Linked DNA regions of Homo sapiens: region 2 is linked to region 1. A link is a loop called in an ENCODE intact Hi-C map of the cell type or tissue named here. Cell type or tissue: dorsolateral prefrontal cortex. All regions are shown on one strand. Each heading gives the region's core, and the rest is flanking DNA. Links, peaks and the distances in the headings are about the cores only. Region 1 holds the start of FRMPD3-AS1 (FRMPD3 antisense RNA 1). Region 2 overlaps FRMPD3 (FERM and PDZ domain containing 3).

Evidence for each region. Hi-C counts contacts between places; a loop is a spot of excess contacts. Peaks named below come from ENCODE experiments on the same cell type or tissue, not always from the same donor. Only the 100,000 strongest peaks of a DNase experiment are listed, where the experiment ranks them.
Region 2: it touches region 1 in a loop (9-fold over the local background); 2 of 110 quality-filtered maps call a loop at or near these places.

The regions. Positions count from the first base shown.
Region 1 is chrX:107,538,521-107,549,845 of GRCh38, forward strand. FRMPD3 (FERM and PDZ domain containing 3) reads left to right here. Exons shown (of 15, transcript NM_001388459.1): 5 at 7,217-7,321. It overlaps FRMPD3-AS1 (FRMPD3 antisense RNA 1), which reads right to left and starts at 7,301. Exons shown (of 2, transcript NR_046750.1): 1 at 7,195-7,301. In dorsolateral prefrontal cortex, for the core only: a CTCF peak has its summit at 4,169 (motif pointing left); a DNase peak (open chromatin) is centred at 4,171; H3K27me3 peaks cover 7,258 bases.
Region 2 is chrX:107,587,782-107,599,106 of GRCh38, forward strand. It overlaps FRMPD3 (FERM and PDZ domain containing 3), which reads left to right. Exons shown (of 15, transcript NM_001388459.1): 14 at 9,540-10,361. Among named protein-coding and RNA genes, the nearest start is that of PRPS1, 35 kb to the right of the region's middle. RefSeq lists an enhancer at 11,098-11,325. In dorsolateral prefrontal cortex, for the core only: no CTCF peak of the experiment used is centred there; no DNase peak of the experiment used is centred there; H3K27me3 peaks cover 4,694 bases.

The DNA.
Region 1 (11,325 bases), core at 1,673-9,672:
CCTAGGAATCTATATTTGTTAAAAAAAAAAAAAAAAAAAAAAAAACCACTGGACCAGACAATCTGCAAGTCTCCTTCTATTAATAGCTCCTACATTATGTGGCTGATAATGGCCTAATACCTACTCCTACATACTGTGGCTGGTAATTTTATTTTATATATATAGAGTCTCACTCTATTATCCAGTCTGGAGTGCAGTGGTGCCATCTCAGCTCACTGCAACCTTTACCTCCTGGGTTCAAGTGACTCTCCTGCCTCAGCCCCCGAGGAGCTGGAATTACAGGCATGTGCCACTACACCGGCTAATTTTTGCATTTTTAGTAGAGACGATGTTTCGCCATGTTGGCCAGGCTGGTCTCGAATCCCTGACCTCAAGTAATCTGCCCGCCTTGGCCTCCCAAAGTACTGGGATTACAGGCGTGAGCCACCACACCTGGCCTGGTAATGGTTCTTGACCCTGTTTATCCATTATAACCATCTGAGAAGCTCTGAAAACTATTAATAGTCACTTCTGATTCATTCGAGCAGCAGAGACAGAAAAAAAAAAAGAAAACATGAAAATATTGATACTTGGGCTCTTGCCCTGACTCATTGAATTAGAAGCTCTGGAGATGAGGCCCTGGTATTGGTCTTTTGAAAAGGCTCACCAAATGATTCTGATATGGAGTCTCTCTCAGATGACATTTTCCTTGTAAGAGTGACTCATAGCATGGCAGACAATTGGGGAGAGGGGTCACAGGAGTTCTTTCCCAGGGCCCCTCAAACCATACTGCATAGATAGCCACTTAATAAGCTTCTGTGTACTTAAGGGTATTCCTTAATCTTTGAATTACCAACTAGTCCTCATGACTGACTGGATATTTATTAATCTTGAAATCTTTAGACCTTGGCACACAGTAGGCACTCAGTAAATATTTTTAAACGGATAAAGTACCGGATTATGACCAAGAATGACCCTGATAAAGCAAGTACAGACAATCTGTTTCAAATGAAACCCAGTTTTCTGGTTCTGAAAACAGCCTGTACTTAAAGAACTGGAATCCCTTCTGCTTGGAGCCACCTGCCCAGAAAAAGAAAGCCAAAATAATGGGAACCACCTCAGAGAAACTGGTTTTCTACAGAGCTTCCTGACGTATAGTGTTTGTCAGATGGTAGATACTCCAACCATATATGCTGAATTAATGAACTAATTCATTACTAATTTTAGCAATCAACTAATATATTTTATGCCATGTCTACTATGTGCTTGGTACTAGGGGGAGACATATTAACATAAAATGGCATCTCTGCTTATACAGCCTGGTTGGGGATGTGAGCAATGGCAGTGTGGATTAACAGGAGTACTATAGGAAATCCAAGAAGGGGAATTGAGGAGTTGGGGAAGGATTGAGGATAAAGGTAGAGTTTGAACTAAGCTGTAAAGTGATGGCATTTAGCTAGTCAAAGGGACACTCTAGACCCTGAAGGATGGGGACAGGGAGGAAACAGCGTGAGGTGGGTCCAGGAATGATAACAAGCCCAGTGTGTGCAGGGAGCTGTGGATAGAACTACCAAGTGCAGCAAAAGGTGATCTTGGAGAGAGGTGGTTAGAGAGTCAGGTGTAGTTTGTGGCGGGCTTTGGAAGTCAGGCAGAGGATATGTTCATGTCCAGGCAGTCTTGAGTGTGGGAAGGAAGGCCCCCTGGTTCCCCTAGTAGTGATCTGGTGAAACCAGGATGGTCCTCCATTGTCCTAGGCTCCCACAGTGGTTGCTATAGGAATTGGTTATAAGTAGGCTCAGGTGTCAAAGGCAGTGTAGCCAGAAGGGCAAATCAGTCAAAGCTTCAAGAAGCTGAGTTTCGTTTTTTTTCAGTTACCAAAGCGGGGCCCTATCTTGTTCTAAAATATTTGGCCCTATATCTGACTTTGGTCAAGATTTGAGTGATCACAACCCTGACATCTGTACTAATACAGACAACAAATTTAAAAAATGGTCAAAAAATAACCAGCTGCTGAATTCTGCACTGAGGGAAAGGCAGACTCTCTTCTATTCCTTATTCCACCAAGCTGCTGGCTTCATATTTGCTTCAAGCAGCTTGCAGTGGCCCCAGAGGTACTTAGCAATTCTAGTCCCATGTTTCAAGCCAAAATTCATTTTAGCCAGAAAGGGTGCCTGTTGCAAAGTGAGATTCCCAGCTGCTTGGAGAAAAAAATAGGGTCAGTGAAGAGCTCAAACATTCCAGCCTTAAGGTGCTCAATTAATCTATGCTTAATGGATTGGGATCTCTTCAACAATGTCAATTTCTGGGCCCCACTCTTCCAGAGATTCTAACTTTTAAAATCTGGTGTGAGCCTAGGCATCTGTGCTTTAACAAGCACTCCTCAGTGATTCTTATCATCAGGCACGTTTTAAAAACAGCTGGTTAGTGCATGGTTATGAATTAGTGCAGAGGTTGGCAAACTGTTTCTCTGAAGGGCCATATAATAAGTATTTTAGGCTTTGCAGGCCATATGTGGTAGCACAAAAGCAGCCATAGGCAATACATAAATGAAGATCACGGCTGTGTTCCAGTAAAGCTTTATTTACAAAAACAGGTGGTGAGCAAGATTTGGCCTATGTAGGCCTGTAATTTGCTGGCCCCTGAAGTGTATTATGCCTTCCTGCTACCGCATTCACATTTTGACCCGGGCCTTCCCAATTCTCAACATTGTAATTCAAAGGAGTGCCCCTAATATTACGAACTTCAAGCCCCAGAGCTGAGCTTTGAAGATGCTTTGGGACACGGAGGCCTCTGAGAGGCTCCTCATATCACACTGCAAAGCAGGCCTCACCTGTGTCTGAGCATAAGGCTAGATGTGACTCCATGACATCTAGCACAGACCAGCTGGCAATGAATGAGTCACCAGCATCAAGGCTGAAGACTGAGAATAGGATGGAATCTTAGAGACCAACAGGACAAGGGTCAATGAGGACTGAAGTATAAACAAGCTGAAAATAACTCTGAAACAGACACCTGGAAATGATTATAATCCCTGAAAATATTGGCAATTTCATTTCCTCCTTTGTGGTTTGTGCCTATAATTAACTGAATCTTTGGTTTTCAGTGGTACAAACAGAAACTCTCTAGGACAGGATCTAATCTTGCATCTTTGGTAGGGATAGCAAGGATGCCACCCTCTTCACTGTGGTGAATACATAAAAGGATACCAGTTGGGGTTCTTCATTTGTTTGAGTCCATTACATAACACCAAGGTAGAACCAGAACCAGTGGATGAAAGATCAGGAAAGGACTCCCAGCTTTAGCCTGCTGTGGGGGAACAACCACTAAGCAAAGGCTCAGGAAACCTGGGTTCTGGTTTCGGCTCTGCTACTCAATTATTTCAATACTTTGGGTAAAGTATATCCTCTTCCCAGGCTTCTGTTTCACATGTGAAAAATGAAGGTTGAGCTGCATGGCCCATTCAGGTCTCTAGAGATGCCTCGTTCTACACACTGTGCCATGCAGGCATCTGAGGGCAGATGATGGCAGAGAAGAGAGGTGACTGTCAGGTAGAAAGATTCCACTTGCCTCATGTTTGTGGCACCTTGGTGGAACTTTGGATGACTGTGGAGATGGAATCAAACACAGCTGCCTGAGCATAGCTACAGATCTTTCTATCTTGCCCCTTTCTCTTGCTTCTGCCTCAGCCTGCAGCCCCTGCTCAGGATTGGAGCACCAGGCTGTGCAACACACAAAGGCATTTATCAACTCCATGTATAATCAATACTGTAATCACTTTCTGCAGTGATCTCCAGCTCTGGATTTCATTGTGCTATATTGTCTGCTGCCAACAAATTGCCCCTTTGGCTCAGGATGAGAAGTCTAAGGTTCCTTTAGCTCAATGGTTCTTAATCTTGGCTGCATTTGGAAATCATCAGAAGCTTGAAAAAAATACTGATGCTCAGACCTCACCCCCAGGAATTCTGATGTAATTGGTCTGTGGTGGGCCCTGGGCTTCAGGATTTTTAAAAGCTCCTCCCAGCATTTCTACTATGCAGCCAGGACTGACACTCACTGCCTGAGTTCCTGCTGGACTCAGGTGAAAGAAGTGGTTTTTTGCAATCTCCCCTCTGTGGGAATGAGATTGCTGGCTCTGACAGAGCCAGCTGGGACCAGGGCCCAAGACACAATGAGGACGTTTGTTTCTGATGTGTATCTTAGGGCCCTGCCCTCCTGTGGCTGATTGGGTAAATGAATCTCAACTGCAGTGTAAATGGTAGATAATAGCTTAACGTATTCCCAGCTGGCAGGGACCTTCAGGGCCTTAACACAAAGAAATTCCTGATTGTAGGACTCAGGCTCCATGGCAAGGCCCATAGGGGTGGTGGTTTGAAGTAGCCCCAAACCTGATTCACTCCCTAGTCCTCTTCATCTCAGTAAATGGCAAGTCCATTCTTTCAGTTGAAGTCTCTCTTTTTCTCACTCTCATATCCAATCAGTCAACATATCATCCTAATTCAGTATTCAAAATATATCCAGAATTCATTCACTTTTCAACTCCATCAGTACCATCCTAGCCCAAGCCTCCATTATGTTTTAACCATATTATTGCAGTTACAAATATTGTACTTAGAGACCCCCAACTGGTCTCCATGCTCTTGCCATTGCCCTTCTACACTCTGTTTTCCACACAGCAACCAGAGGCTTCCTTTTAAAATGCACATCAGACTCTGTTCAATCAAATCCCTCTAGTGGAGTGAAATCCAAAGTTCTCACCGTGGTTTACAAGGTCCTACATGACCCAGCCCCCAGCTGCCTCTCTGAGCATCTCCCCTCTTGCTCCCCCTCCATCACGCCACTCCAGCCACCTTGGCCTTCCTTGCTGTTCTTCATACACCTCAATTCACTTCAGGGCCTTTACTGTAGTTTCTGCCCAGAAGCCTTTCTCCAGATAACCTGGTGGCTGTCTCTCCCTCACTTCCTTAAGTTTCTGCTTAATGTCTCATCCTCAGAGAGGTCTTCCCTGACCATCCTGTCTAAAATAACCTCCCCCAGTGGCCGGGCGCCGTGGCTCATACCTGTATCCCAGCACTTTGGGAGGCCGAAGTGGGTGGATCACTTGAGGTCAGTAGTTCGAGACCAGCCTGGCCAACATGGTGAAACCCCGTCTCTACCAAAAATACAAAAATTAGCTGGGCATGGTGATGCCTGCCTGTAATCCCAGCTACTCGGGAGACTGAGGCAGGGGAATCACTTGAACCGCGGAGACAGAGGTTGCAGTGAGCCGAGATCGCACCACTGCACTCTAGCCTGGGCGACAGAGCAAGACTCCTTCTCAGAAAAAAAAAAAAAAAAAATTAAAAATATAACCCGCACAATCCTACTTGTGGATATATATCCAAGGGAATTGAAATTAGTATGCCAAAGAGCCATCTGCATTCCCATGTTCGTGGCAGCACTATTCACCATAGCCAAGATAGGGAAACAACCTAAGTGTCTGCCATCAACAGATGAATGGATGAAGAAAATGTGGTATAAATACACAGTGGAATACTATTCAGTCTTTAAGAAGAAGTAAATCCTGTCATTTGCTACAACATGGATGAACTTGGAAGACATTATCCTAAGTGAAATAATAATAATAATTATTATAAGCCAGACACAGAAAGACAAATACCACATGATCTCACTTACATGCGGAATCTAAAAAAGTCAAAATCATAGAAGTGGAGCATAGAATGGTGATCACTAGAGGCTAAGGTTGGGAGGGAGTGGGGAGATGCTGTTCAAAGGATACAAAGGCTCAGTTAGACAGGAGGAATAAGTTTTTGAGATCTATTGCACAGCATGATGACTATAGTTAATAATAATGTATTATGTATTTCAAAATTGCTAAAATAATACCCTCACTACTCCCACTCTAACTCACTCATTCTCTTGTGTAGTCCTTTACCCTGCCTTATTTTTCCTCAAAGTCCTTCTTTGCTACCTAAAAGATATTTATCGTCTGTCTATTCCTGCTGGAATGGATGCTCCATGAGGCCAGGGAGTTTTGTCTGTCTTATTCACTGCTCTATCCCTCATCACCTAGAACAGTGTGTGGCATGTAGTAGGCCCTTGCTAAATTTGTCAAAAGAATGAATAAACGCCCCCCCAAAGACAATGAGGATGCCCCTCAGCACGACTCCTGTATTCCTAATTGCTGGGCCTTACAGAGCTCAGCAGGGAGCTAGAATCCAAGGGGCACCCAGGAAAGGCTTAGTTTCCAGTGTTTGCTAATCATGCTTCTGATAAAATTGTGGGAGAGTTTTCAAGAACTAAAAAGCCAGCCAGGCATGGTGGCCTGTAAGCCCAGTACTTTGGGAGGCTGAGGCAGGTGGATCACCTAAGGTCAGGAGTTCAAGACCAGCCTGGCCAACATGGTGAGACCCCATCTCTACTAAAAATACAAAATTAGCTGGGTGTGGTGGCACATGACTGTAATCCCAGCTACTCAGGAGGCAAGGCTGGAGAATCGCTTGAACCCAGGGAGCGGAGGTTGCAGTGAGCCGAGATTGCACCATTGCACTCCAGCCTAGGCGACAAGAGTGAAACTCCGTCTAAAAATAAATAAATAAATACAAGCCTGGCTGATTTTTTGGGCATTTCTTACAGAATTGGATAAACAAAGTGGTGCAGAGCCCAAAACTAGAAAGCCAGAAGACTTGGGTTAAATCTCTCACATCTCTATTCCCCAATAGTGTAGTAACTGTGGATAAATCCTTTTGGAGTGCTAGGTCTCCTTTCTCCCACATCTAAAATAGTATTTATTATGCAACTCCTTCCTAGGGGCAGGACATGTCTGTGAGGTGAACAAGATCATTTCTGTAAATTATTTGGGATGCTTATATTCAGATATAATAATAATAATAAAAAGACACCCTTTAGGTCTATCTCACTGTAAGAAAACCAAATATATAAAAACTCAATGTATGTTATTACTAAAGAACTTTTGCAAACTCCCCTAGGCCTAGAGTATTAATAATGGGGTTCAATCTACCCAAATTCAATTCATGCCCAGCTGTTTCAGAACACACCAATTACATAGGGAAGCATTTAGCACATTGCCTTGCAACTAATAGGTAATTAATATTTGTTTATTGACTCCTTGATCAGTAATGCAAAGTGTACCTGTACTGGGACATCTTAACTCTGACGTGACAAAGGTTAGGCTTTCCCTAGATATGGAGAACTCACCATCTCTCTGTTCTTTTTCCAGTCCCCCAAATCTGCTTTCATCAGTGCTGCGAAGAAGGCCAAGTTGAGGTCCAATCCTGTGAAGGTTCGATTTTCTGAGCAGGTGGCAGTTGGAGAAACAGATGCAGTAAGTGTAGCTTTGGCTCCCTCTCCTCAGCCCCTGGCCATAATCTGCCTGGCTGTCAAGCTCTCGCTCTGGGGCTTCTTATAGTGGACAGCTTTCCGAATGGGTTAGAGTGGGAGCGTCCAGGTGCTGGAGGGGGAAAAGTAGTGAGTGAAGAGGGATACGTGACATCCAGAGAGGCCCCAGGCATTGTGGGGAGAAGGAATATATATTGATTCACTCAAGATCCTTCTGATGCTTAGAGAAATTTCCATCCCTAACACAGTAGCTTACACTCAAAGCAAGTGCTCCATAAACATCTTTTGCTACTTGATAGAAACAGGAAGGAAATAATGGCTTCCTGAAGACTCAGGGAATGAGTGGCTGGTGAAATTGAGCTCTCTTCACATTTAAGTGATCTTGCAACTCCACATCTTGACCAGAAAAGGCCATGCAGTGGTGAGTAAAGTTGCCTAAAGGAAATGATACAGACTCTCATTAAGTCACCAAGTTTTTATTAGGCACCTGCTATGTTCTTAGCACCAGAGGGGAGGCAAAATAAATACCTGTTCCCTGCTACCAGATACCTCTCAGCAATGTTGAGGGGGACAAGAGGTTCAGATTGAGACAATACAAAATCTACTACGGGGTGGTATTGTTTCGAAAGACAGGTAATATTTGACAGCCCATGCCATGCAGCTGCCAATTTGGGGAGTCTTGGCCAGCCACAGTGTTTCTCACTGCTTTGGGAGGTTTACATGCAGTGAACTGTCGGCTCCAGATGTGCAAATGAGAAGAGGCAGGTGAAGAGCAGAAAAGAAGTGTGTTAAGCAGTCATGCATTCTGGCCGAGTCCTTCAGGAATCTGCAGAAGTTAGTGATAACCTGGTGGGGACAGAGGGGATAGCTAGAGCTAACAGGCACTTGTGTGCTTTTGATAGCTGTGATGGGCAGAGCTGTCTGGAGGCCCTTGGCATTTACGTACTGAGGAACAGCCACAGTTGTTGGGAGAAGATAGCAGGCCCAGAGCAGGGAAATCAGCAGGGTGCCAGGCGCTTCTATATTATTTAAGGCAGAATTAGTGAGAAGAAGGTATAGAGGACACAGGTGTCTTCCATCTCCATTTCCCTGACTCTCATTCCCAAACTCAGTCTATGCCCTCCTCCATCTCTGCATGAGGAAGGCTGGCAAACCCAGGGGACTACAGGACCCCACTGGGCAAGCTGTCTGAATAATTGATGGTTGGGATCTGTGTCAATCCTAGAAGAAAAGTTTTAAGAGAAGTGATCATTGATGAGCAGAGGGGAAAAGGAGTAATATGGAGTCCCTGCAAATCAGGGTGAAACAGACCCCGAGGTCCAAGTCACCAGGAGGATATGTGTGTCCTGAATGCTTGAAAACCCAGAGGACGTATGACTTGGATTTGGTAAGTATGAACAGGCTTATCCTATGCCATCTCAACATTGCAGAGTAATCAGTCAAGGGCAGGCCACCCAGTGAAGAACTCCTTCCCTTCCTCCCCACTCCCCTCCCCTCTCTTCTCTTCCTCTCCCTTCTACTTCCCCTTCTCCACTTTCTCCTTCTTCCACCATGATTCCCCTCTCCATACGTCACAGCTAGGTTACAGGCACAGCTAGTCTACAGGCGTAACGATGCCCCCCACTCCAGTCTATTCTGAATGCAAATGCCACAGAGTAGCTAGGACCCACCTAGAGTGACCTCATTCTCTCGGACAGGCCACCAGGCATAGTGTGAGGCTCTTGTCTGGGTGAGAGACAGACATCAATCTTCCAACTCTCACTGCACTCGTGAAATTACCTGGTGTTACAACATCACCCTCCTCCATGCTGCCGCCAGTATGGACCATAGCAGCCTCATCACAGGTCGGGAGCCGGGGGAGTCCAGGCCCAAGTGACTCCAGGCTCTCCTATCAACCCTTTCCTTTCGTGTTCCAAGGCTTTATTAAGCAGCCAGAGCAAAAATAAATCCTGTGGGTGATCCTTGCCAGCTCTATTTTTAAGCAAATTCAATTAAGTAATTATCTGAGTCCAACCCAGTGTGCTAAATAAAACCTGCCACCACTGGGATCCGGGGCCGCTGGGCCTGGCAGGAGCAAGGCATCTCAAGATCAGGGAGGGGACCAGGGAGTCACACTCTTCCAATTTTATATCCCACCACTTCCCACCTTGTTTCCACAGCCAAGCTTGTCTCTTGGCTCCTCACCACCATCAACCATACCCCAACCCAGGAGGATTTGCTTGTTCCTCTTTCCATGCTTTGTCCATGATCCATGACAGTCTCTAGGTCTAGACTGTTCTCATCTGGCTTCTCAAATCATCCACACCCACTGTCTCCTTCAAAATCAAAATCCAATTTGCCTTATCTAGGAAACTTTAGCCATCTTATACCTGTTGGTTTGCTTTGGTTTTATAATGTGTATGTGTGCCAAGTCACTACAACAAGAATTTAAGACTGGATTTAAATCTCCTGTAGCTCTCATAGAGACTTAGCATAGTGTTGGGCATACAGTAGAGGTTCAATGAATGCCCAGTGAATTAAGGAATCTGGTTATCTCTGCAGCTTTTCCATTCCTATAGAACTGATGATGATGTTGGCCCAGGGAAATGGTTGGGATGAGAGTGATCATTCAGTAAGTGCACATCAAGCACCTACTGCCCATTCATTCAGCAGCCATTTATTGCGCACCAAATGTGTGCCAGGAACTTTGTTTAGTGTTGGGACTACAAAGATAAATAGGACATGGTCTTTGTGCTCTCATTTCACCATTTGATTGTGAAAGACAAATATCCTTCAAAAATATGATAAAGGTGAGTTTCGGCAGCATAGTGAGACCCTGTCTCTACAAAAAGTAAAAAATTTAGCTAGGTGTAGTGGCACATGCCTGTAGTCGTAGCTATTTGGGAGGCTGAGGTAGAAGGATCACTTGAGCCCAGGAGTTTGAGGCTGCAGTGAGCTGTGATTGCACCACTGCACTCCAGCCTAGGCAATAGAGCGAGACCCTGTCTCAAAAAGAAATCAAAACAAAACAAAATACGGTAAGAGCATTGTGAGAAGCGTGCATAAATTGCTATAGGAATGCATGGAAAGACCAGGTCCAAGTATCTGATGATATTAGACCAAGGCTTTACAGAATACATATTTGAGCTGGGTTTTGAAGGATAAATAGGAGTTTGCCAAAGAGGAAAAGAGAAAGGCAGAGGGAACAGCTTTTTTTCTTTCTTTCTTTTAGAGTCCTCAGAGAAAGAGAACAGTCTTTATTTAATGAATTTTTATTAAGAATGTCTCAATCAGAGTCAGTACCTCCCATTGCTAGAGAGCTTTTGAAAATGTCTGAGGGCCAGGCATGGTGACTCTCGCCTGTAATCCCAGCTACTACTAGAGAGGCTGAGGCAGGAGGATCACTTGAACTCAGGAGGCAGAGGTTGCAGCGAGCCGAGATCACACCACTGCACTCCCACCTGGGCGACAGAGCGAGACTCTGTCTCAAAAAAAGAAAAAGAAAAAAAAAAGAAAATGTCTGAGGGTGTTTCAGGTCATCCCAATGCTTTGGTGTGCTACTGGCACTTCATGTCTCAGGGTCGGAGATGCTAAGTGTTGTGCAGGGAGGGGGACATCCCTGAATAATGAAGAATCATCAGAGGTATGGAGGTGTGAAAGAGGTGTGGGTACTAGGAATAGCAAGACGTGACTCTGGAGACTAGGCAGGGGCCAGGTCAGAAAGGGCCTAGGGAGGGGAAAAGGCAGAGCAAAGGCCTTGACAGGACGTGATCTTGGCTTGTGAAGGGCCTCAGGGAAAGGGAGGTATCAGGAGATAAGATCAGTCTAGAAGCTTTGTAGAAGGTGTTTAAAAAAATGTCAGAGATAAGATCAGGTGGGTGAGGTAGACTCCAAAGGAGGCCTCTCATCAGCCCTTCAGCGGGTGTGTGGTGATCCCTTTGCTCTGATCTGTGGAGGTTTGAACTACAGTAGAATGTGGGTGCTCCGTGATGTCAAATGGAGGCGGGCTTT
Region 2 (11,325 bases), core at 2,778-10,777, 50 kb after region 1:
ATATTTTTTTTTAGACAGGGTCTCACTCCATTGCCCAGGCTGGAGTGCAGTGGCACAGTCTTGGCTCACTGCTACCTCTGTCCCCAGGGTTCAAGTGATTCTCCTGCCTCAGCCTCCTGAGTAGCTGGGAGTACAGGCACATGCCACCACACCCAGCTAGTTTTTGTATTTTTAGTAGAGAGAGAGTTTCACCATGTTGGCTAGGCTGGTCTTGAACCCCTGGCCTCAAGTGATCCACCCACCTCGGCCTCCCAAAGTGCTGAGATTACAGGTGTGAGCCGCAACGCCCAGCCTGGCCCCCAGTCTCTTCTGCCTTTTAGAGTTTCTGCTAAGAGGTCTGCTGTTAGTCTGATTGGCTTCCCTTTGTAGGTGACCTGGCCTTTCTTTCTGGCTGCCCTTAACATTTTTTCCTTCATTTTGACCTTGGAGAATCGGAGAATCTGATGATTATGTGTCTTGTGGTTGATCTTCTTCTTCTTTTTTTTTTTTTGAGACAGAGTTTCACTCTTGTTGCCCAGGCTGGAGTGCAATGGCACAATCTCAGCTCACCACAACCTCCGCCTCTCAGGTTCAAGTGATTTTCCTGCCTCAGCCTCCCGAGTAGCTGGGATTACAGTCATGCACCACCACACCTGGCTAATTTTGTATTTTTAGTAGAGATGGGGTTTCTCCATGTTGGTCCAGCTGGTCTCAAACTCCCGACCTTAGGTGATCTGCCTGCCTCAGCCTCCTAAAGTTCTGGGATTACAGGCGTGAGCCACTGCACCCAGCCTTGCGGTTGATCTTCTCATGGAGTATCTTAGTGGTGTTCTCTGTATTTCCTGAATTTGCGTGTTGGTCTGTCTTGCTATGTTGGGGAAGTTCTCCTGGATAATATCCGAAAGTGTGTTTTTCAACTTATTTCCATTCTCCCTGTCTCCTTGCAGTACTCCAATCAATTGTAGGTTTGGTCTTTTTACAGAGTCCCATATTTCTTGGAGGCTTTGTTCATTCCTTTTCATTCTTTTTTCTCTAGTCTTGTCTGCATGCCTTATTTCAGCAAGGTGGTCTTCAAACTCTAATATCCTTTCTTCCACTTGGTTGATTCAGCTATCGATACTTGTGTATGCTTCATGAAGTTCTTGTGCTGTGTTTTTCAGCTCCCTCAGGTCATTTATGTTCCTGTCTAAACTGATTCTAGTTAGCAGCTCCTCTAACCTTTTATCAAGGTTCTTAGCTTCTTTGCATTGGGTTAAAACATCCTCCTTTAGCTCAGCATAGTTTTTTATTACCTATCTTCCGAAGCCTACTTCTGTCAATTCGTTCTTATCATCCTCCATCCAGTTCTGTGCCCTTGCTGGAAAGATGTTGTGATCATTTGGAGGAGAAGAGGCACTCTGGCCTTTTGAGTTTTGAGCTTTTTTTCACTGTTTTTCTCTTATTTTCATGAGTTTGTGTAGTTTCGATCTTTGAAGCCTCAAAGACCCTTGGATGGGGTTTTGGTGGGAGCTTTTGTTGTTGTTGATGCTGTTGTTATTGATGCTGTTGTTGCTTTCTGTTTGTTTTTCTTTCAATGGTCAGGTCCCTCTTCCGTACGGCTGCTGCTATTTGCTGGGGGTTCACGTCAGGCCCTATTCATCTGGTTCACTCCTGCACCTGGAGATGTCACTCAAGGAGGCGCCTCCCTTGGCTGGGGGATGGGGGCTCCTTTGCCTTGTGTGGCTCTCAGGTGGGCCACCTGACCACACTATTCTTCCTTCCTCTCCATGGATCATGCCAACCTACTAGTCAGTTCTGATGAGAGAACCTGGATATGTTGGTTGCCGTTAAAGGATTCACATGCTTATGGTTCTTTTCCATGGGAAACTTGATTGCCGCTGTTTCTAGTCAGCCATCTTGACCCTGCGCTGTCCTCCTTTTTAAATTCATAACTAGTTAAAAGACAAAGTCAAATTTTAAAAAGACAAATTATTAAGTAAAATAAGATTTAAATAATAAAAAATAAGTGTATTTATAACTATTTGTTCTTTTTTATGTTATTGTAAATAGAAGGGCTTTCTGATTTTATTTTCAGGTTGTTCATTGCTAGTGTATAAAAATAGAATTGAGGTCGGGCATGGTGGCTCACGCCTGTAATCCCAGCACTTTGGGAGGCCAAGGCAGGTGGATCACTTGAGGTCAGGAGTTCAAGACTAGCCTGGCCAATATGGTGAAACCCTGTCTCTACTAAAAATACAAAAAATTAGCTGGGTGGGGTGGTGGCGTGCGCCTGTAGTCCCAGCTACTCAGGAGGCTGAGGCAGGGGAATCGCTTGAACCAAGGATGGGGAGGTTGCAGTGAGCCGAGATCATGCCACTGCACTCCAGCCTGGCGACAGAGCAAGACTCCATCTCAAAAAATAAAAATACAAAAAAAACTGATTTTTTGTACATTGAGCTTGTATCCTGCAAGAGATAGTTTTACTTTTTCCTTTCCAATCTGGATGTCTTATATTTCATCTTAATTCCTAATTGCCCCAGTTGGAACTTTCAGTCAGTACAGTTTTGGATAGAAGTGGTGAGAACATCTGGACAGACCCCAGACTAAAAAGAAAAGAAAGAAAGAAAGAAAGAAAGAAAAGAAATGGTGAGAACAGACATTCTGGTCTTCTTCCTGATCTAAGCTTTTATCCTTTCATTCAAATCAAGTATGATGTTAGCTGTGAGTTTTTTATAGGTAACCTTTATCATATTGAGGAAGTTCCCTTTTATTCCTAGTTTATTGAGTGTTTTATTATGAAAGGGTGTTAGATTTATGTTTTTATTTATGTTTTTGTGCATCTATTGAGATGATCATGTAGTTTTTGTCCTCTAGTCTATTTACATGGTGTATTACATTGATTTTTGGATGTTAAAGCAACCTTGCATTACTGCAATAAATCCCACTTGGTCATGGTGTATAATTCTTTTTATATGTTGCTGGATTCAGTTTGTTAGTATTTATACACTGCTGGGTCATGGTGTATAATTCTTTTTAGATGTTGCTGAATTCAGCTTGCTGGTATTTTGTTGAGGGATTTTGTGTCTGTATTCATGAAAGACATTTGTCTGTAGTTTTCTTGTGACATCTTTGTCTGGTTTTGGTATCAAGGTAGTACTGGCCTCATACAATGAGTTAAGAAGTGTTCTCTCCTCTTTTGATTTTTGGAAGGGTTTGTGAAAGGCTGGTATAAGTGCTTCTTTCAGCATTTGGTGGAATCCACTAGTGAAGTCACCTGGGCCTGGACTTTTTTCGGGGGTGAGGGAGGAGTTTTAATTCCTATCCTAATTCAATTTCTTTTCCTGATACTGTCTATTCAGATTTTCTATCTTCTTGAATCAGTTTTGGCAAATTGTATATTTCTTTCTTTCTTTCTTTCTTTCTTTTTTTTTTTTTGAGATGGCGTTTTGCTCTTGTTGCCCAGGCTGGAGTGCAATGGTGCAATCTTGGCTCACTGCAACCTCCACCTCCCGGGTTCAAACTATTCTCCTGCCTCAGCCTCCCAAGTAGCTGGGATTACAAGTATGTGCCACCATGCCCAGCTAATTTTTTGTATTTAGTAGAGACGAGGTTTCACCCTGTTGGTTGGGCTGGTCTTGAACTTCTGATCTCAAGTGATCCACCTACCTCGGCCTCCCAAAGTGCTGGGATTACAGGCGTGAGCCACTGCACCCAGCCTAAGTTGTATATTTCTAAGAATTTGTCCATACCGTTTAGGTTATCCAGTTGATATATCCTTATTCATATTCCCTTATAATCAATTCCATATCTGTATGGTCAGTAGTGATATTCTTTCTTTCATTCCTGATTTTAGTAATTTGAGTCTTCTCTCTTTTTTGTTTGATCTTTCCAGCTAATCTGTTCAAAACACCAACTTTTAGTTTTATTGATTTTCTCTATCTTTTTTCTATCCTCTATGTATTTCCTTCCACTTGCTTTGGGTTGTTTGCTCTTCTTTTTTTGCCTTTATTTTTGTTTTGTTTTTAATTTTTGTGTGTACATAGTAGTTGTATATATTTGTGGGGTACACGAGATGTTTTGTTACAGGCATGCAATGTGAAATAAGCACATCATGGGGAATGGGGTATTCATCCTCTCAAGCATTTATCCTTTCTTTGTGTTACAAACAATCCAATTATACTCTTTTAGTTATTTTATTTTATTTTTATTTCAATAGTTTTTAGGGAACAGGTGGTGTTTGGTTACATGGATAAGTTCTTCAGAGGTGATTTCTTAGATTTTGGTGTACCCATCACCCGAACAGTGTACCCTGTACCCAGTGTGTAATCATCTTTTATTCCTCACCCCCTCCCGCCCTTCCCCGCAAGTCCCCAAGGTCCAGCCTATCATTTTTATGCCTTTGCATCCTCATAGCTTAGCTCCCACTTGTAAGTGAGAACATATGATGTTTGGTTTTCCATTCCTGAGTTACTTCACTTAGAATAATGGTCTCCAACTCCACCCAGGTTGCTGCAAATGCCATTATTTCATTCCTTTTTATGGCTGAGTAGTATTTCATTGTATATATTTACCACATTTTAGTCTACAGCCATACCTCCCTGAATGTGTCCAATCTCATCAACCACATTAAAAAAATTTTTTAATATTCATTTATTAATGTTTTTAGATGGAATCTCGCTCTGTCACCCAGGCTGGAGTGAAGTGGTGCAATCTTGGCTCCAAAAGTGCTGGGATTACAGACATGAGCCACTGTGCCCAACTGTACCACATTTTTCTTCATCTGCTCGTTGATTGATGGGCATTTGGGCTGGTTCCATATTTTTGCAGTTGTGAATTGAATTGTGCTGCTATAAATATGCATGTGCAAGTGTCTTTTTCATATAATGACTCTTGGATCAAATGGTAAATCTACTTTTAGTTTTTTAAGGAATCTCCATACTGTTTTCCATAGTGGTTGTACTAGTTTACATTCCCACCAGCAGTGTAAAAGTGTTCCTTTTCACCATATCCACACCAACACATATTTTTTTTTTATTTTTAAATTATGACCATTCTTTTTTTTTTTTTTTTTTTTTGACAGAGTCTTGTTCTGTCACCCAGGATGGAGTGCAGTGGCACAACCTCCACCTTCCGTGTTCAAGCCATTCTCCTGGCTCAGCCTCTTGAGTAGCTGGGATTACGGGCATGCACCACCATGCCTGGCTAATTTTTGTATTTTAGTAGAGACGGAGTTTCACCATGTTGGTCAGGCTGGTCTCGAACTCCTGACCTTGTGATCTGCCCACCTCAGCTTCCCAAAGTGCTGGGATTACAGGCATGTGCTATCGCGCCCAGCCATTATGGTGAATTCTTGTAGGAGTAAGGTGATATTGCATTGTAATTTTGATTTGCATTTCCCTGATAATTAGTGATGTTGCACATTTTTCCCTATGCTCGGCCATTTGTATACCTTCTTTTGAGAATTGTCTATTCATGTCCTTAGCCAACTTCTTGGTGGGATTGTTTGTTTTTTTCTTGCTGATTTGTTTGAGCTCCTTGTAGATTCTGGATATTAGTCCTTTGTTGGATGCATAGTTTGCAAAGATTTTCTCCCACTCTGTGGGTTGTCTGTTTACTCTGTTGACTGTACCTTTTGCTGTGCAAAAGCTCTTTAGTTTAATTAAGTCCCAACTATTTATCTTTATTTTTATTGCTTTTGCTTTTGGGTTCCTGGTCATGAAATCCTTGTGTAAGCCAATGTCTAGTAGGGGTTTTCCAATGTTATCTTTTAGAACTTTTATGGTTTCAGGTCTTAGATTTAAGTCCTTAATCCCTCTTGAGTTAATTTTTGTGCAATGTGAGAGATGAGGATCCAGTTTCATTCTCCTACATGGGGCTAGCCAGTTGTCCCAACACCATTTGTTGAAAAGGGTGTCCTTTCCCCACTTTATGTTTTTGTTTGCTCTGTCGAAGATCAGTTGGTTGTAAGTATTTGGGTTTATTTTTGGGTTCTCTATTCTGTTCCATTGGCCTATGTACCTATTTTTATACCAGTACCATGCCTCGTAGTATAGTTTGAAATCTGATAATGTGATGCCTCCAGATTTGTTCTTTTGCTTAGGATTGCTTTTGCTATGCGGGCTCTTTTTTGGTTCCATATAAATTTTAGGATTTTTTTTTCTAGTTCTGTGAAAAATGATGATGGCATTTTGATGGGAATAGCGTTGAATTTGCAGATCGCTTTTAGCAGTATGGTCATTTTCACAATATTGATTGCACACACCCATGAGCATAGGCTGTGTTTTCATTTGTTTGTGTCATCTGTGATTTCTTTCAGCAGTGTTTTGTAGTTTTCCTTGTAGAGGTCTTTCACCTCCTTGGTGTTTTATTTTTTTTGCAGCTATTGTAAGAAGGGTGAAGTTCTTGATTTGATTCTCAGCATGGTCACTGTTGGTGTATAGCAGTGCTACTGATTTGTGTACATTGATTTTGTATCCTGAAACTTTAATGAATTCATCTATCAGATCTAGGAGCTTTTTGGATGAGTCTTCAGCATTTTCTAAGTATATGATCATATCATCTGTGAACAGTGACAATTCGACTTCCTCTTTACCAGTTTGGATGCCCTTTATTTATTTCTCTTGTCTGATTACTCTGGCTCTTTTAGTTATTTTTAAAAGTACAATTAAGTTATTATTGACGGTAGTCACCCTATTGCGTTATCAAATAGTAGGTCTTATTCATTCTTTCTACTTAGTTTGCTCTTGTTTTTCTGGTTTCTTAAGGTAGAAGTGGAAGTTTATGGTAATTCATATGAAATCTTTCCTCTTTTTTAACGTAGGCACTTTCAGCTACAGATTTCCCCTTTAAGAACTATTTTAGGCCGGGCGCGGTGGCTCACGCCTATAATCCCAGCACTCTGGGAGGCTGAGGTAGGCAGATTACTTGAGGTCAGGAGTTCGAGACCAGCCTGACCAACATGGTGAAACCCCATCTCTACTAAACATACAAAATTAACCAGACATGGTGGCACATGCTTATAATCCCAGCTACTTGGGAGGCTGAGGCAGGAGAATCGCTTGAACCCGGGAGGTGGAGGTTGCAGTGAGCTGAGTTCGTGCCATTGCACTCCACCCTGGGCAATAAGAGCAAAACTCCATCTCAAAAAATAAATTAATAAAAAATTTAAAAAAACGACTTTAGCTAGATCCCATAAATTTTGGTATGTGGTATTTTCATTTTTATTCATCTCAAAGTATTTTCTAATTTCTCTTGTGATTTTTTTCCTTGACAGCCTGGTTATTTAAGAGTGTTTTGGCTGGGCACGGTTGCTCATGCCTGTAATCCCAGCATTTTGGGAGGCTGAGGCAGGCAGATCACTTGAGGCCAGGATTTTGAGACCAGCCTGGCCAACATGGTGAAACCTCATGTCTACCAAAAATACAAAAATTAGCTGGGCGTGGTGGCAGGTGTCTGTAATCCCAGCTACTTGGGAGGCTGAGGCGGGAGGATCACTTCAGCCCAGGAGGTGAAGGTTGCAGTGAGCCAAGATTGCACCACTACACTCCAACCTAGGTGACAGAGCAAGACCCTGTATCAAAAAAAAAAAAAAGTGTTTTGTTTGATTTCTACTTGTGAATTTCCCAGACTCCCTTCTGTTACTGATTTCTAATTTAATTATGTTGTGCTCAGAAAATATATTTTGTATGATTTTATTCCTTTTAAATCTAGTAAGGCTTATTTTATATCCTAACATACGGTTTATTCACAACAGTGTTCCATATGCACTTAAGAATAATGTATATTCTGCTGCTGTTAAGTAGATGGTTCTATAGATTTCGGTTAGGTCTAGTTTGATTTATAGTATTGTTCAGGTCCTCTGTTTCCTTGTTGATATTCTGCTTAGTTGTTTTATCCATTATTGAAAGTGGAGTATTGGCCGGGTGCGGTGGGTCACGCCTGTAATCCCTGCATTTGGGAGGCCAGGGCAGGTGGATCACTTGAGGTCAGGAGTTTGAGACCAGCCTGGCCAACATGGTGAAACCCCGCCTCTACCAAAAACACAAAAAATTAGTCGGGCGTGGTGGCAGGCGCCTGTAATCCTGGCTACTCGGGAGGCTGAGGCAGGAGAATCACTTGAACCCAGGAGGCAGAGGCTGCAGTGAGCCGAGGTCGCACCACTGGACTCTAGCCCAGGCAACGGAGTGAGACTCCGTCTCAAAAAAAAAAAAAAAGAAAAGAAAAGAAAAGAAAGAAAGTAGAGTATTGAAGTCTCCTACTACTGTTGTTGAATTGTGTATTTTTCCCTTCAATTCTGTCAGTTTTTTCTTCCTGTATTTGGGAGTTTTGTTGTTAGGTGCCAGTGCTGTACTTTTGTCATAGATGTAATCTCTAGTGAAAGGCAACACTGGCATATTGACTCTGTCAAACTGGAGTTTGAGTGGCATTTTGAAGGCTTGTTTTCCAGCATCTTGACCACCATGATGAGTTATAAGGGTAATGGCTAAAAACATGGGTTTTGAAGTCTTTCAGACCTAGGCGGAAATCCAGTCTACCACTTGGTCTATGTAACCTTAGGTGAGTCAGTTTCTTTATCCTTAAAATGTGAATAATGATAATAACTACCTCATTGGGTTGTTATGAAGAATAAGTAGGATCATGTATATTAGGACCTTAGCCTAAGTTAGTGCTTGTTTGTTATCTGTCTGTCTGCTGTCCGAGTATATTCTCACAGATAAAATGGGGAAGAGCTCCAAAAACAGTGAGAGAAGGTATTCACAGATAAAGCATTTGCTATAGATAATTCTCAGATGCACACACCTACCATCATTAAGAGCGGTTGACGAGAGCATTTGCCATATGTATGTGTAGCAGGTAGGGCTGGCCCTGCATGAATGCAGAAAAGAATAAAATTTGAAGAATTATAAGAATGCTTCCCCTGCCCTCCTCCCACATATGCACATCCCAGCATATCTCCCATATACTTTACACATTCAGACCCCGGAATTCTAATATAGAGCCTTATTCTTTTAGGATCCCTCCATCAACAGGCCTCTTTGAAATGCAAACTCTTCGGCATTATATGTAGCCTGTTTAACAGGTTCTGACTAAAGCATTAGTAACTTGTCAGATTTATTTCCTTCTGCTAGAAGAGATTCAAGATAACAAGAACAACAGAGCACTGGTGGAAAAGCTCTGAAAAGGGGTGGGGACAGGGGTAGGAACAGTTCCAAGTGGGACATACGTTTACAGCTGACTTTCAGATAGAGGGTATCCATGTAAGAGTCCAGCTGTGCCCAGATACCAGGCCCTAAACCAGGGTGTTCACCCCGACCCCTACCATACCCCATGCCTTTTCCCATTTCAGAGGTGATGGGGCTATTAGCAGCTCAGGTTATTAGACTCTATTCACTCTACTTTCAGGGTCAGCAGTAACATAGCTCATCAACTTCCCTACCTCTAATCTTTGGCAGCCAGGTAATGCTTTGTCTTGGGACCTGCCACTTGATTGTGCTACAGAGACATGGGCCAGAGACAACAAGGGAGCTCATTCACAATCCTTGGCACCAGGGCTCATCTGTTGATTCTCTTTCTGGGTTTAGATTACATGCACAGCGCCCACCGCCCTGTCACTGGGGGCCACCTGGGGAAAAAGGAGAGTAGTTATGTGGGCAGCGTGGGCACCAGCCCCAGGAAATCGAGCCGCTGCACGCCCCCACCTGCCGACTCTGAGCTTGTCAGCTTCTGCTACCTCCATATGCGGGAACAAAGGAAGGAGCAGGAAAGCCGGACAGATGTCAACGAGAACCTAATCTTCTTTGAGGAGACCAGGCCCCGAACCAAGTCTGACCCCACATCCAAAAGCTCTGGCCAAGGTTATGAGGTAGTCCCTGATGACTTTGATGCAGCTAGCCTAGACCACGAGCCTTGTGCCAGCAGGGCCCGGTCCTACACCTTGGACAATTCCCTTGGGGCTGAAGCCCTGAATTTCTACTGTGACTCTTGCAAAGCCAAACTTCAGGAGCAGCTGGGCCCTCGCAAAGGTGGGAAGCCTGGCTCCTCTCGTGACAATATAGTAGATTTGATGTCCCTCCCACCACCTGGGAGTGAGGAGGAGGAGGAGGAGGAAGATGAGACAACTTCTCTGTTGCCAGCCATTGCTGCCCCACCCCCTGGTTTCCGAGACAACAGCTCTGATGAGGATGACCCCAAGCGCCGGGCTGTCCAGAGCCAGGAACAAGGACGCCACCTGCGTGGGCTTCTGTACGATGAGATTCCAGTGACATTGATTGACAGTGTGCAGACCCGGACAGTTCGAGATCATGCCCAGGAGCTAGATGATGCCCTGGTGTCCACTCTGCAGGCTCTAGAAGCCCTGGCTGCATCCGAGGATGGACCACACCCACCACCCCCACAGACTGCAGGTAATGACCGATTCCTTCTCCCTCTTTCCACCCCCTTCTCTTGTCCAACAAGGGCCAGTAGGTAACATTGTGTCTTCCCAAATAGGTGTCAGAGTCACTGAGGTATGTCAGGGCAGTGGATGTACCAAAGGTTCTTTAGATAGGGTCAGAGGAGCAATGATGTTACAGCAGGGAGCAGCTGCTCAGCTCTAGCTAGAGTTCTGGCTCTCGTCATTGCATCTCTTTGGAAATGCCTTACAGATAGATCCCAGGGATTGGGGTCATGACAGCTATGGATGCAGGCCAGGATAGAGGATCAGAGAAAAACTGTGAGAGATGTAGAAGACAGGTGAAGAACAGAACATCCAGCATGCACATGATTGAAAGAAAAGGAAAACGACCAACTCACTACCTAGTGACCTGGGACCAGGGGAGCCAAGGGCCATCACTGCTCATGGCTGAGGTCTTTATCCTGCCTAAGAACATGGGCTCTGAATCAGATGCACCGAAGTCCTGGTTTCTTCAATCATTGTCAGTGTAACCTTTGGCAAGGCACTTACTCTCTCTGAACCTCATTCCATCATCTTAAATGGGTTTTATAAAAGTAGTTCTATCACATGGGGTTGTCACAAGGATTGAATGAGATCATTCATGCAAAGCATGTAAGCACTGCCTAGCACACAGTAAGGCCTCAGTAAGTGGTAGCTATTGTAACTAAGTATTAGTTCACAGGAAAACCGTACAACATGCATGCTGTTCCCTGTTATAAACACATGTATGTCCATCTTGTAGACAAACACATGTCAGACACATACCCATAGTCACACATATGTCCCTCCATATACATACACCTTAAAAAAAGAGAAGAGAGCTGGGCGTGGTGGCTCACACCTGTAATCCCAGCACTTTTGGAGGCCGAGGTGGGCAGATTACTTGAGGTCAGGAGTTCGAGATCAGCCTGGCCAACATGGTGAAAACCTGTCTC